2 separate regions of the Homo sapiens genome follow, and region 2 is linked to region 1. The links are chromatin contacts, found by Hi-C or POLR2A ChIA-PET in ENCODE. All regions are on one chromosome and are shown on one strand. Each heading gives the region's core, a stretch centred on a gene start or an enhancer-like site at or near the end of the contact. The rest is flanking DNA. Distances are from core to core; before and after follow the strand shown.

Region 1 (6,390 bases), core at 1,764-4,263:
CGATACTTTTGAAAAAATACGTGTGCCCTAAGCATCCTTTCTTAAAAAGACATTTTTTATTAACAAAAAAGGTGCTTATTTCCAAAATTTTAAACTTCACAGAAATAAATAAAATGTGAAAGAAACATAAAATCCTGGGACCCCAATTCATTATGCCAAAAGGAAAAATTAAGCTGAAAGTTGAGTCACACAAGAAACTGCCTTTCCTTGAGTTCCTAAGCAGAGAGTTACAGATAAAAAGCTGCTGTCTCCACGGGTAGCTACTCTATGTTCACCTTATCTTAAGAAAGTGCCAATTTACTGAGCATGAGAAGAATACAAATTGACCATTCCCCTACCTACTTTTTTTCTCTTGCAACATATGGATTCAGTAATGTGACTGTACCCTCCCTCCTTCCCCTCTGGCCAGCTTTTCCCCTTAACTGAAGGTTTTGAAATAATCTTGAGAAAAAGGCACAAACCACAGATTTTTCCTGTGGTTCTGTGTTCCTTTTTGTCCCTAATGTTGATGAAATAAACTTCTAAATTGATTGAGATCTGTCTCAAATTCTTTTTGGTTTACAAAGGTAAGAAGTGAAAATTTCATTTCAGTTCTCTCACAATCTAATACCTGAAAGACAAGCACTGTAAAAAAATTCAGCATCAACCCTTTCAGGCTTTTTTCCAACACATACCTTAATAACAACATAGTATGCTATGGTATACTGGTATACCCATAGCATAGTATAAACATAGTATCATATATAAAAAGGACTAATCCTATAGATATTGTTTTGCAATGTGCTCTTTTCATGTGATTTACCAAAAGCATCTTTCCATGTCTTACTTTTAGGCCTATGTTATACTATTTTGATGGTTATACAATATTTCATAATATGGATATACCATAATTTTAGTTGTTTGCAATTTTTTATTACAAAAATGCTACAACAAACGTCCTTGAACAGAATTTTAAAACATCTGTGCAATCATTTCTGTGGGATAGATTTCTCAAATTAAAATCACTAGGTGAGAAAAAGACATAAATTTTAAAGTTTGGTGGAAATGATAAATTCCTTTCCCCAGAAGGTATTGATTTACATTCCCTCTGATGTTGTATGAGGGTTCATTTCTCCACACACTCATGTTAATAATGTAAATTATCATCTTTTCTAATTTTACCAATCTGATGGTGAAAAATGGTATTTTATAGCTAAGATATATACATATATTTTTGGTCACATTAGACTCCTCTTGTAGGTTTGATATTTCTTCTGCGAAATATTTCTTCTGCAAGCTGATCATTTATATCATTTGCCCATTTTAAAAACTACTTTGTATTGATTGGTAAGAATTATTGGTAAGAATATTTTGAATATTAATAATTTTATATATATTGCAAATATTTTGTCACGCCTTTTCATTTTGTTCCTTATTTCTTCATCTGCATGTAAATCTTACTTCTTTATATCATCAGTTGTGTTCATCTTTTCTTTCTTACTTTGGATTATATGTTATATGTAGCCAGGCCTTCCATACTCAAACTATAGGAATATCTTTCTATATTGTCCTTTTAGCATTATTGTTATTATTTTATTTATTTAGTTATTTATTTTGAGACAGAGTCTCACTCTGCTCCCCAGGCTGGAGTGCAGTGGCACAATCCTGGCTCACTGCAACCTCCGCTTCCCAGATTCAAGCAATTTGCCTGCCTCAGCCTCCTGAGTAGCTGGGATTACAGGCGCACATCACCACACCTGGCTAATTTTTGTATTTTTAGTAGAGATGGGTTTCACCATGTTGGCCAGGCTGGTCTTGAACTCCTGACCTCAGGTGAGGAGGTCCGCCTCGACCTCCCAGAGTGCTGGGATTATAGCTGTGATCCACCACCCCCGGCCTCCTTTTAGCATTATTATAGTATTTTTGCATTTAAAACTTTAATCCAACTGTAGTTCATTATTGTGGATGACGCTCATACAACCATGAGGTAAATATTTGGCTTTCTTTTACCCAGTAACAGCAAACAACTGCTTTGACTTAATTTCATTTCCTTGGCAACTTTCTGACAGATAATATCCATATTTGTACTTAAAGTTGAAAAAGAAAACGAGCACCACTTTTGCAATTTTTACTCACTGTGACCTAAAGAATTATAACCCTGAAAATGTGCTTTGGAAGTCTGTCATGGTTATTTCTCTTTTTAGGCATCTTTTCAGGGCACACCCGTCTCTGCATCACTGTCTGTTTCCTTGTGTCACAAATTTCTGTTCTTTTTTTCTCTCCCTGTTCCCTCTCATTTATTTTTTCTCCTAATCTCTCCTTTTTCTTAACCACCTATAATGTTAATCACTTTAAATGCTTTTGACTCCTTTGTTTTGGTAGTTTAATTATATTTCATAGTCTCTATGCTTCTTTGTTTTGGAATAAGTTTTTATTTATCTAACTGTGAATTTCACTAGAGTTGTAAAATGTATGCCGAACATAGGATTTGGGGATTGCAAGCATTTACAGCTGATATTCAATTTCTTTCTTTTCACCACAAAAACGATTTTAGAACATGAAAAATATCTTTGGAGAAACAAAAAAATCAATTTCCTCATCATTTTATGGGTCTACATTTTTCAATATAATCATATGGGATAAATGTTTGCATTCTGCTATTGGCTTGTGAACATTTACCTATATTTCTATGTGGTCTTGTTAGGGACAGTATACCTAAGTGGATAAAAGGCTGTGTGGTTGAATTTGGCTTCTTGTTTACAAAAGAGTGATCCTTAGTGATCTACTTAGCCTCTCTGTTCCTTTTCTCTTTCACTGAGATGAGAAAACCTATCCTTCCCAATTTTTTTGTGTGAGAATTAAAATGCAGCAAGAAAACACACACTCATAAACACATCTGCTTTGGCAAAGGAGCACATCAGAAGGGCTGGCTTGTGCGCGCTCTTGCTCTCTGTGTATGTGTATTATGTTTTATGTTACTGTAAAAGATGTAAAGAGAGGCACGTGGTTAAGCTCTCGGGGTGTGGACTCCACCAGTCTCACTTCAGTTCCTTTTGCATGAAGAGCTCAGAATCAAAAGAGGAAACCAACCCCTAAGATGAGCTTTCCATGTAAATTTGTAGCCAGCTTCCTTCTGATTTTCAATGTTTCTTCCAAAGGTAAGCATAAGAGTCAAAGAAGTCCCAACCCAGCTTTCCCTGAAAGTGACTCTCAGTAACTCTTTTGCTTTTTATAGGTGCAGTCTCCAAAGAGATTACGAATGCCTTGGAAACCTGGGGTGCCTTGGGTCAGGACATCAACTTGGACATTCCTAGTTTTCAAATGAGTGATGATATTGACGATATAAAATGGGAAAAAACTTCAGACAAGAAAAAGATTGCACAATTCAGAAAAGAGAAAGAGACTTTCAAGGAAAAAGATACATATAAGCTATTTAAAAATGGAACTCTGAAAATTAAGCATCTGAAGACCGATGATCAGGATATCTACAAGGTATCAATATATGATACAAAAGGAAAAAATGTGTTGGAAAAAATATTTGATTTGAAGATTCAAGGTAAGTGTTCATTCCCTTAATTGCTTTATTTCAGTGTGGGTGCTATTTGGCAAGTTGGAAAATAGCATTTCTAATATTCCCCAGCGCTGACCTCTGCCTCCAGGGGGGCTATACAGGAAACCAGATGCATGTCTCCTGCCCCAGTGGAGACTGTGGTCCAATGCGGGAATGGGATCCACACATCTGATAGACCCTCAAGTCTACCTGCCTACAACTCTGTCTTCAGGTGGTTACAGGAATGTGGGGTTGGGTGAAGAACCTGGATTAAGGTGGCATTAATCGGGAGGGGGACACAGGTAGGCCGAGGGAAAAGGCAACTGTTCCAGGTTGCTGATGAATCGGCGAGCTAAGAGTGGGGCGAGAAGAAGAGGCTGACTGGAGAGCAGCGGGCCTTTCATCGACAGAGCCCATTTCAAGCCAGGCTGCCCTGAAGGAGGAGTTATATGGCAGAAAAGGGCTGGAAACAACATATTTAAGGATGAACAGCCCTTATTTTGGATCTGCTTGTCAGAGTGATACAAGGTGGCAGGTGATTTTTGCTGATATGTGTAGAAGATGCACAAGGTGTGGCTTTGTATATCTCTGCCTGTACTGGGAGGACAGGAGTGGATATTGAGGATGGGGTTAGGGAGACTAGTTAGAAAGCTGCTGCTGTAATCCAAGTGGAGTGAGGACCAATTAAATCAGATTTTTTTTGCATGCGGCCTGGGTATCATTAGGTTCTAAAGCTCCCTGGGGGATTCTAATGAGCTGCCAAAGTCAATCGCCACTGGCCTAGACCAAAGGGTGCCTCTAAAATAGGAAGAATGAGGATAATAAGGGTCAGGCATAGAGAAAGGTGGCTTAGGCAAGGGAGAGAAGGTAGAGAAAGTGGAATCGAAATGCCATTGAAGTTGAAAGCCCGGGGGGATGCTGGGGAAGTAGTGACAAGAAGGGAAAAGAAGAAGCTGCGCTTGACTTGGGGAGGCAGACAGGAACCCCAGCATGAGCACAGGCCAGCCATTCAGTGAGCAAATAAGCATTTCTGTGCTTCACACAGAAAATATCACCAGAAGCAGGGACCCCACCTTCTTCCTCTCTGTCTCCAGCCCCATCTTCAGCACCTGGGCCTACCAGCAATCCCAGATAGTGTCAGATTGCCCACTCCAGCAATCCCAGACACTGTCAGCTCCCCTGAAGTGACAACTTTCCACACCCTAGTCCTGCAACCTTGAGTGGAGAGCACCTTGTAGAAATGTAGTGGGGTTGAGCATGGCGCTGAAAAGGGCCTCTGATTATGGGCTCTGGAAACCACAGATCTCAGGACTCCAAACAGCACAAAACTCGAGTGTCCTGTTTTGAGTGTGAGCCCTACGCGGGGGACCATGCTGGTGTTTTCACATTTGGGTCGCATTTAGCATTGCGGCGGAAATAATGGCTACCAGTTAGGGGTCAAGTGCTTGCTTACATGATCTTATTTAAAGCGCCCAACAATACTGAGACCTAGTTGTTATTATCTCCTTGTTATATATAAGAAAACAGAGACCTAGTCAGAAGCAGCTTGTCCAAGGTCTCATTGCTTGACAGGAGCAAAGTCAGGATTCAAACTCAGAGGTCTTTTTGGCAAGAATGACGACCTTTTCTTTTTTTTTCCAAGCAGCTTCATTGAGATAATTCATCTACCATTCAATTTGTCCATATACTAAAATGGCCTTCAGTATATTCAGAGTTTTGTAACCATCACCACAATCAACATTTTCATTGCCCCAAAAAGAAACCCTTCACCCTTTAGCCGAAAGACAGTGACTTGCTTTATGTGTGTGCACGTCAATGTCATACAACATCTTGATTCAACTTGTAGTTGGTCACTATTACCAGACTTAAGGTGACCATGGCCTTGGGCAAATTCCCTATCTGCTGTGAGTCTGCTTTTCCAATGACAACTTCAAGGGATATTCAGTGAGACAAGGTGTGTACAAGTGTCCTGCAGTGCCTGGGGCACAATGCCTGTTTTCTCAGTGCTAATGCCCTCCCACATCTCTTTGTTTCTCCAAGCTTCTCTTTTTTTTTTTTTTTTTTTAATTGAGATGGCATCTTGCTCTGTTGCCCAGGCTGGAGTGCACTGGCATGATCTCAGCTCACTGCAGCCTCTGCCTCCCAGGTTCAAGCGATTCTCCTGCCTCAGCCTCCCAAGTAGCTGGGATTACAGGCATGTACCACCACGTCCGGCTAATTTTTGTATTTTTAGTAGAGACGGGGTTTCGCCATGTTGGTCAGGCTGGTCTCAAACTCCTGACCTCAGGGGATCCGCCTGCATCGGCCTCCCAAAGTGCTGGGATTACAGGTGTGAACCACGCACCCGGCCTCCAAACTTCTCAAACTCCAGTAGTTGTGCCTGCATTTCCTTCATGAGGGAGTTGCTGCTGCAGGCTGAAGAGGCAATGGAGGGCCCCTTAGAAGCAGATGCTAGTAGGGAAGGGGTTAATCCCAGCAACTCAGAATTAAGGAGTTCTCATCCATGGAAGGCCTTAGGTTGGATCAGTTCTAAGACGCTATCTTAGTGAATGTATACGGAGGTACTACTCCACAAGGGTGCCCATCACTGCATTATTCATGTTAGCGAAATACTAGAACAGTCAGCAGTTAGAAACTTATTAATCAGTTAAATTAAGAATGCATCCTTTAAAAAGATGCATATATGCATTTATTGATGTTCATTAAGAAAAGAACTTCATAATATAATTTCACAATAAAGGGGAAAAGGCAGACTGTAAGATCACATAAATTAGTTTTAATTTTTAAAATATTACATATATATATATAGAGAGAGAGAGAGAGAGAGAGAGGCAGACAGAAAGAGACAGGGTCTCACTCTG
Region 2 (6,390 bases), core at 988-3,487, 200 kb before region 1:
AATGTAGTGAGACCCTGTCTCTACCAAAAAATATATATATATTTTAACTATAAAAAGACATGAATACATGTGTACATGCATTCTCACTTGCTCTTTTTTTAGACTGGAAAGAGACACCCTAAATGATTAACAGTGGTTGTTTTTAAAGTAACCACGGTTACTTTAGAGATTGTGGTGATGGTGAGATTTCAATTTATTACTTATTACTTAATACAGGTCACATTGAAAAATATGTTACTTTTGAAGACAAATATCCTATTACTATTATAATATTAAAACTATGTAAATTTTTTTTAAATAGAATTATTCAACCAAGAGGAGGAGTTGTTAAGAACTGTCTCTAAAACTAATATCTACCTCTACTTTGTGTGCATGGGTATATCTATTATTTCCTTCCTACAGTAAAGTCTTTTCTGTTGCACTTCCAAGGCCAACACTAAAGTAAGTTGCTAAGATAATTTCTAATGAACAAAAGAACAATAGAAGAAAGGGGAGTGAGTTTTTTCTCAAAGGTCACAAACCATGGATGAACGAATGAATGAATGAATGAATGAATACACAAATAGGAGCAAAGGAATGGTGTCAACAGTGAGTTTGTTGCTTTGCTGATACCACTGAGTGGTCAGAAAAGGGACTGTAGGGACGCTAATAACCATGCCAGAGTGCAGAACAGAGAGTGCCCAGATTTTGAAGCCAGCAAGGCCCAGGGTGAACTCCCAAAGGCCTCCCCACACTAGATCTCCTCAGCTGTGAAGTAGAAATCATAATGCCCACCATAAAAGATTGTTTTCAGGTTTGAATAAAATTGAGAGTCTTTTTACACTGGTTGACATGGAATAGGCTTTCAAAGGTTTTCTCTCTTTTTCTTTTAATGAGTTAGGTCAACATCAAGGTATTCACACTGTCTGAATTAACTGGGTGAGAACTGGGCATGGGGTGAGTTTTTGCTGTTTAAAAGCAAAGAGAGATGGAGGGAGGGAAAAAATTTTATCAGTGATCGCCTAAAAAGATTTTCTATGCTAGCCAGATAATTTTTGAAGGTTTTTTTGTTTTGAAGAATTTTGAATTTTTTTTAAATAAAGATATGAGGGTACCTAATACCTAATCAGCACTACATGTATAGAGTGATCACATATCTAAAAACAGGTCTGATCTCAAATATTCTGTTGCAGTGTTTCTACAAAACATCAACACCTCAATTTTAATAGTTCTTTTTGTATGGCCTGAAGTTGTAACTGGAACCCAAGTTTTATAGATGAAGTATCCTGATTTCTTATTTAGAAAATCTGGTCACCGTTAACTATGGGTTAATGAAAAGGAACTCTCAACCCCCAGCACAAATTCCTCTGCAAATTATTACTCAGGGCCTGAGATTCAGATTGACTGGTACTTTTTTTTTTTACTTAATCTAACACTTGTATGGCCCTGGCTCTGTGCCAGGCACTGTTGCAAGGGCTCTATAAATAGGTACTCACCACTGGGAGCAGTGGCTCATGCCTGTAATCCCAGCACTTTGGGAGGCCAAGGCAGGTGGATCACTTGAGGTCAGGAGTTCCAGACCAGCCTGGCCAACATGGTGAAACCCCGTCTCTACTAAAAATACAAAATTAGCTGGGCGTGGTGGCACTCGCCTGTAATCCCAGTTACATGGGAGGCTGAGGCAGGAGAATCGCTTGAACCCGGGAGGTGGAGGTTGCAGTGGCCAAGACTGTGCCACTGCACTCCAGCCTGGGTGACAGAGCAAGACTCCATCTCAGAAAAAAAAAAAAAAAAAAAAAAAAAATCAGAATCCTAAAAACATATTAAGAAGGTTTTATTTCTAACCTTATTATTTTGCAGGTGAGGAAACTGAGGCACAACAATGTTAAGTAATGAAGCCAGATTTGAACCTGGACAATCTGACTGCAGAATCAGTGCTCTTAACCATTGTTTCTTATTTAGCTTGCTACATGGCATAAGGCTCTTAAAGATAGTGACATGATGCAGGGTTTCTCAGGATACAATCTATAGACAGCATTGGAACAGCAGATGTTGCAAATGAGAAAGTCAAACTGAGTTAAGCACACCTCCAAACCTACAGGTGAGGCACTAAGCTCTGTGGTTTCCAAATCATCGAATGCTAGAGCTGAAGAGGGCCTCAGAGAGCAAGACTCCAGTCAAGGAAGAAAAAGCCAGACCAGAAACAATAAAAAGAAAACGAGCAAACAAAGGAGTCACAAAGAAACAGAACTGTGGCAAATGACGCATTAGACGAAGACCAGCAATTCCACCCACAGAGGAGATACCAGCGGGCCAAGTGTGAGTCAGAAGGGACTGGTGAGGACTTGCGCACCAGTGAGCCTACAGGGAGGGGCCTGCCATGTGGAAACAGGAGCTGTGCCTCAGCTCCTGCCATGTGGAAACAGAGGCCCACCATTGCCAGGTTCCCAATTTTTCAAAAAAAGCCAGATATTCACATTTTGTGTGAAAATTCCTGTTCTTGAAAGTTGGCAACTAATTCAAATCTGAGCTTAGGGGTAACCCCAGCCAGGCTAGCCCTATCAGGACAAGGACAAAGGTGTTCCTGTTTTTGGCTGTATCCCCATATGTCTGGCATATGGACTTTCAATAAATATCTGTTGAATGAATTAACTAAAATGATTAAAATACAACTTAAATGTAGTTCAAAAGATAAGGCTTCCTGACAGAATAGCAAAATTTGACAGTCACCCCAAACCCTGGGCTTTGTGAAATCCCAAATTGCTGTGGAACCTGGCTGAAGAAGGAGGACTTCGTAAGGAGAGATGGAGAAAGAAGTTTAACTGGAGCTTAAAAATAAAATGGCTCAGGAGCCCTCATATACAACCAAAACAGACTCAGTTTTTCAGCCCCACTTTCTGCCTCATCACCAAAGCAAGATGGGAGGACCTGCGGGCTCCACCTTCCCAACTCCACAGCTGTCCCTTTTGAGATGTTCCCTCTCAAGTTTAAGTAGATTTTACCAACTAAGTGTTATAGGATGCAGGGCACCACACCAGATAAACTTGTACCCACTCATGGATGTCAGCCCCAATCAAACTTAACAGCCTCGCTATGGTTTGAGGAGGTTCACTGATGTCATTTCTTTCTTTTCTTTCTTTTTATTTTTCTCTTTCTTTCCCTCTCTCTCTCCCTCCTTCCCTCCCCTTCCTTCCTTCCTTCCTTTTTCTTTTTGGAGACAGGGTCTCATTCTGTCACCCAGGTTGGTGTGCAGTGGTGCAATCGTGGCTCACTGTAGCTTCAACCTCCTGGGCTCAAGTGATCCTTCTGCCTCAGCCTCCCAAGTAGCTAGAACTACAGTTGCATGCCACCACGCCCAGCTAATTTTTATATTTTTTGTAGAAACAAGGTCTCACTATGTTGCTCAGGCTGATCTCAAACTCGTGGGCTCAAGTGATCCTCCTCCCTGGGCCTTCTGAAGTGCTGAGATTACAAGCATGAGCCACCATGCCCAGCCAATGCCATACCTTAGAGACAAGCTAATCACTCTTCCGGGATTTGAAGGAAAGGGTTTTCTTGAGTTTGTTCTTAGAAATAAACAATGTAATTTTAAGATACTTCTCTCTCTCTCTCTAAAATATTTTAAGGCTCACACTGCCTGCAGATTTTAGCAGGTAAAGTAAAAGTTCATTTGACCAAAAAAAAAAAAAAAAGAAAGAAAAAAGAAAAATTCCCTTAAAAGTTTCAGTACCTGAATATATGAATATTGGTATTTCCCTCTGAATATAAGACATCATAATGGTGATTCATTTAAAGCCTCGTGCAAGCCCAGAGATAGCAGGGTCTTGGGGCATTTTTGCTCCCAAGTGAGCAGATGGATTTCTCATCTGGATATGGGTCACTGAGCACAGCCTTGTCCCTCTCACTTCTCTGCGTTTGGTCTTCACATCACGGCACATTTTCAGTTGATGCCTACTTGCAGTATCAGGATGTGTGGCAATCTGGGAAGCAACATCTCTATCTACACACCCATATATGCATTTATAGTATTGAGGAGCGGCCAATCTCCTAAAATGTCTAGGCTAGTAATTGTATCAAATAACCTGTCCTATTAAGGCCATAAATATTCTCATATTAGTCAGTCCCAATTTTGGGGGTAGAAAATGTGCTTACCAGGCATGGAGATAATAAAGAGGAGTAGCACTGTTTGTTTTAACTCAATCAAGTTTCATACAGTTGTGACTCTTGCCTAGCTCTTAGCAAGTCCAATCCAAGGAGCCCTAGGCCAGCTCAGCCTCAGTAATAATATTTAACAGTAGCAGCAGCACGAAGATTCACTGCAGGCTTACTATGTGACAAGCACTTGTTCCAAGAGCTGTTTGTGTATTAACTCATTTAATCCTCAACTCAACTCTGAGGTAGTTCTTATTATTCATTTATTTGTTCATCAAATGTTCATGGAGTCCTGCCTATGTGCCAGACACTGAAATAAGCAGGCAGGATATAGCAATGAACAAAACAGACAAAATCCCAGCCCTCTTGGAGTCTATTTTTCAGTGGAGGGAAGAACATAATAAATGAAAAAGTAAATATCTTTTATTTGGATGATGTTGGATGATGTTAAGTGCTATAGAGAAAAATAAAGCAGAGTGTGGGGGCTGAGGAGTACTGGTAAGGAAAGGAGTTGGATGGCATGGGGGGCAGTCATAAGTTGGCATCTGAGCAGAGTCCAGAAAAGCAGGGGAGCGAGCCTAAGAACATCTGGGGTGAGAGTGAGAAAGGAGTTATTTCTTGAGAACACGCCTATCAAAGTAAGGTGGTTTGCTCCGCTGGACACTTGGTTGATAGAGAAGGTCAAAGATTCCGAAGCACCAGGCTACAGATGAAGAAATGGACTGAGAGGGTCAGCTGACTGCATTCACTCAGCTAGCAAGGGGCAGAGCTGGTGTCCAGACACAGGCAGTCGGCCCCAGAGCCTGCACTGTTGGCCAGAACATCAGATGCCTTGGTTGGGGCCATTCCTCTTTTTTCCTGATCGATTCCACCCTTAGCCGGTCCCAGTTAGTGACTTCTCTTATTTCCTTAAGACAGAGATTTACTGATTTCAGCCACACCACCACCAGTTTCCCTGCCCTCATCTACTTCATACTGAAACTGCAGCCACCTGTCTCCCAACGGTTACAAACCCTCGGTCCCCAAGGCCAGAGCAAGGTTCCCGGACCTTGCTCTCAGCTGTCAATCTGCCTCCTCGATAAGTTCATCAAGAATTAAGATGTTGGTTCTCTAAATCAACTTCTTTCTGTACTTTCCTTCTAATATGATGCTAAAATAGTTTCCTTTTTAATTCTTGTTCTTGCACTTAACCTATTTCTTCTTTCTCAAGATGTTTCCCTTTAGACCTATGCAATCCATCAAAGTAGCTACCAGCTACAAGTGGCTAGTGAGAACCTGAAATATGGTTAGTTCAAATGGAGATGTGTTCTGAGTATCAAATACACACCAGAATCTGAAGACCTGGTATTAAAAAGTGGAACATAAAATCTCTTGTTAATATTTTTTTGTAGTAACTACTAGGTTAGTGCAAAAGTAATTGCCGGTTTTTGCCATTAAAAAAAAATAGCAAAAACCACAATAACTTTTGCACCAACCTAATACATGTCGAAATGAAAATATTATGGATATATTAGGTTAACTAAAATATATTATTAAAATTAATTTCACATGTTCCATATTATACTTCTATTTGAGAGCACTTCTTTAGCCTGTTGTTTCAAGACACTCACATCCCACCTTTCTCAAAGGCCACATTTGTCTTTGACTGTTCTCACCTTAGATAGGATACAGCTGAGATCCACAGTATGCTTTAGGGAATAAGGTTCTTACTAGATCGGTTAAGGCTGTGAGTGTTTTTAAATCTATTCTCCAAAGTCTGATTCAAGGTATTTCAATACAGTACTGATCATTTCACTAAAATTCCTTGAGAATCCTTGTTATTTTCTAGATACTCAGTTCATCGTTGGGAAACTCTATTGCAAGTAGTTTACAATGGCACAGCCTCATTAGTTTCTTATTAATCTGATTTTTTATTTTTTTCTGAATGTGTATGTTAAACTTCAATTTTCTTCTAATTTTTAACTGGCATAGGAAGAAAATGTTCAAGAAACTACAGACTGGTCAGCCCAGTGGAAATTCAGGCACTAATCTCAACAGACATTTTGGGGAACATTGTAAAGTAAGCAAAGTTCACTAGAACCTATAAAGTAACCAAAAAGCATTTTCCTTGGAGGCTGATGGGCAGGCACTGAAAGTTATCTCCAAAGAGGAACTGCTAAAATGTTTTCCCCTCCTTTTCTAGGGACAGTCTCTGTATCTTATAGTCACACTTTATATTCAAACCTGAACTTATCTGAGAAAAGAGAAACGGCTGCATCC

The links. Hi-C counts contacts between places; a loop is a spot of excess contacts on that map. ChIA-PET counts read pairs that join two places held with the same protein, here RNA polymerase II (POLR2A). Pooled maps may share reads with other maps.
Region 2: a pooled map shows a loop between it and region 1 (4-fold over the local background). The contact joins the enhancer-like site here to the promoter of CD2 in region 1. A Hi-C loop is called at or near these places in 9 of 50 pooled maps. POLR2A ChIA-PET finds 5 or more read pairs at or near these places in 4 of 52 experiments (activated CD4-positive, alpha-beta T cell, activated CD4-positive, alpha-beta memory T cell, activated T-cell and 1 more).

The regions. Positions count from the first base shown.
Region 1 is chr1:116,751,417-116,757,806 of GRCh38, forward strand. It overlaps CD2 (CD2 molecule), which reads left to right and starts at 3,014. Exons shown (of 5, transcript NM_001767.5): 1 at 3,014-3,137; 2 at 3,215-3,535. The coding sequence starts at 3,077. RefSeq lists promoters at 534-3,131, 2,689-3,131, cis regulatory regions at 764-1,263, 1,601-1,630 and a silencer at 1,264-1,767.
Region 2 is chr1:116,554,499-116,560,888 of GRCh38, forward strand. The region is part of intron 1 of CD58 (CD58 molecule); the gene reads right to left. It overlaps LOC105378925 (a long non-coding RNA gene), which reads left to right. Exons shown (of 3, transcript XR_947739.2): 3 at 1-6,390. It overlaps MIR548AC (microRNA 548ac), which reads right to left and starts at 5,613; the gene lies at 5,526-5,613. RefSeq lists enhancers at 2,086-2,335, 2,109-2,403, 4,080-4,129, 5,181-5,420. Within about 2 kb of position 2,238, at least 19 of the 41 ENCODE cell types and tissues checked have a DNase peak (open chromatin) inside an H3K27ac peak, as active enhancers do.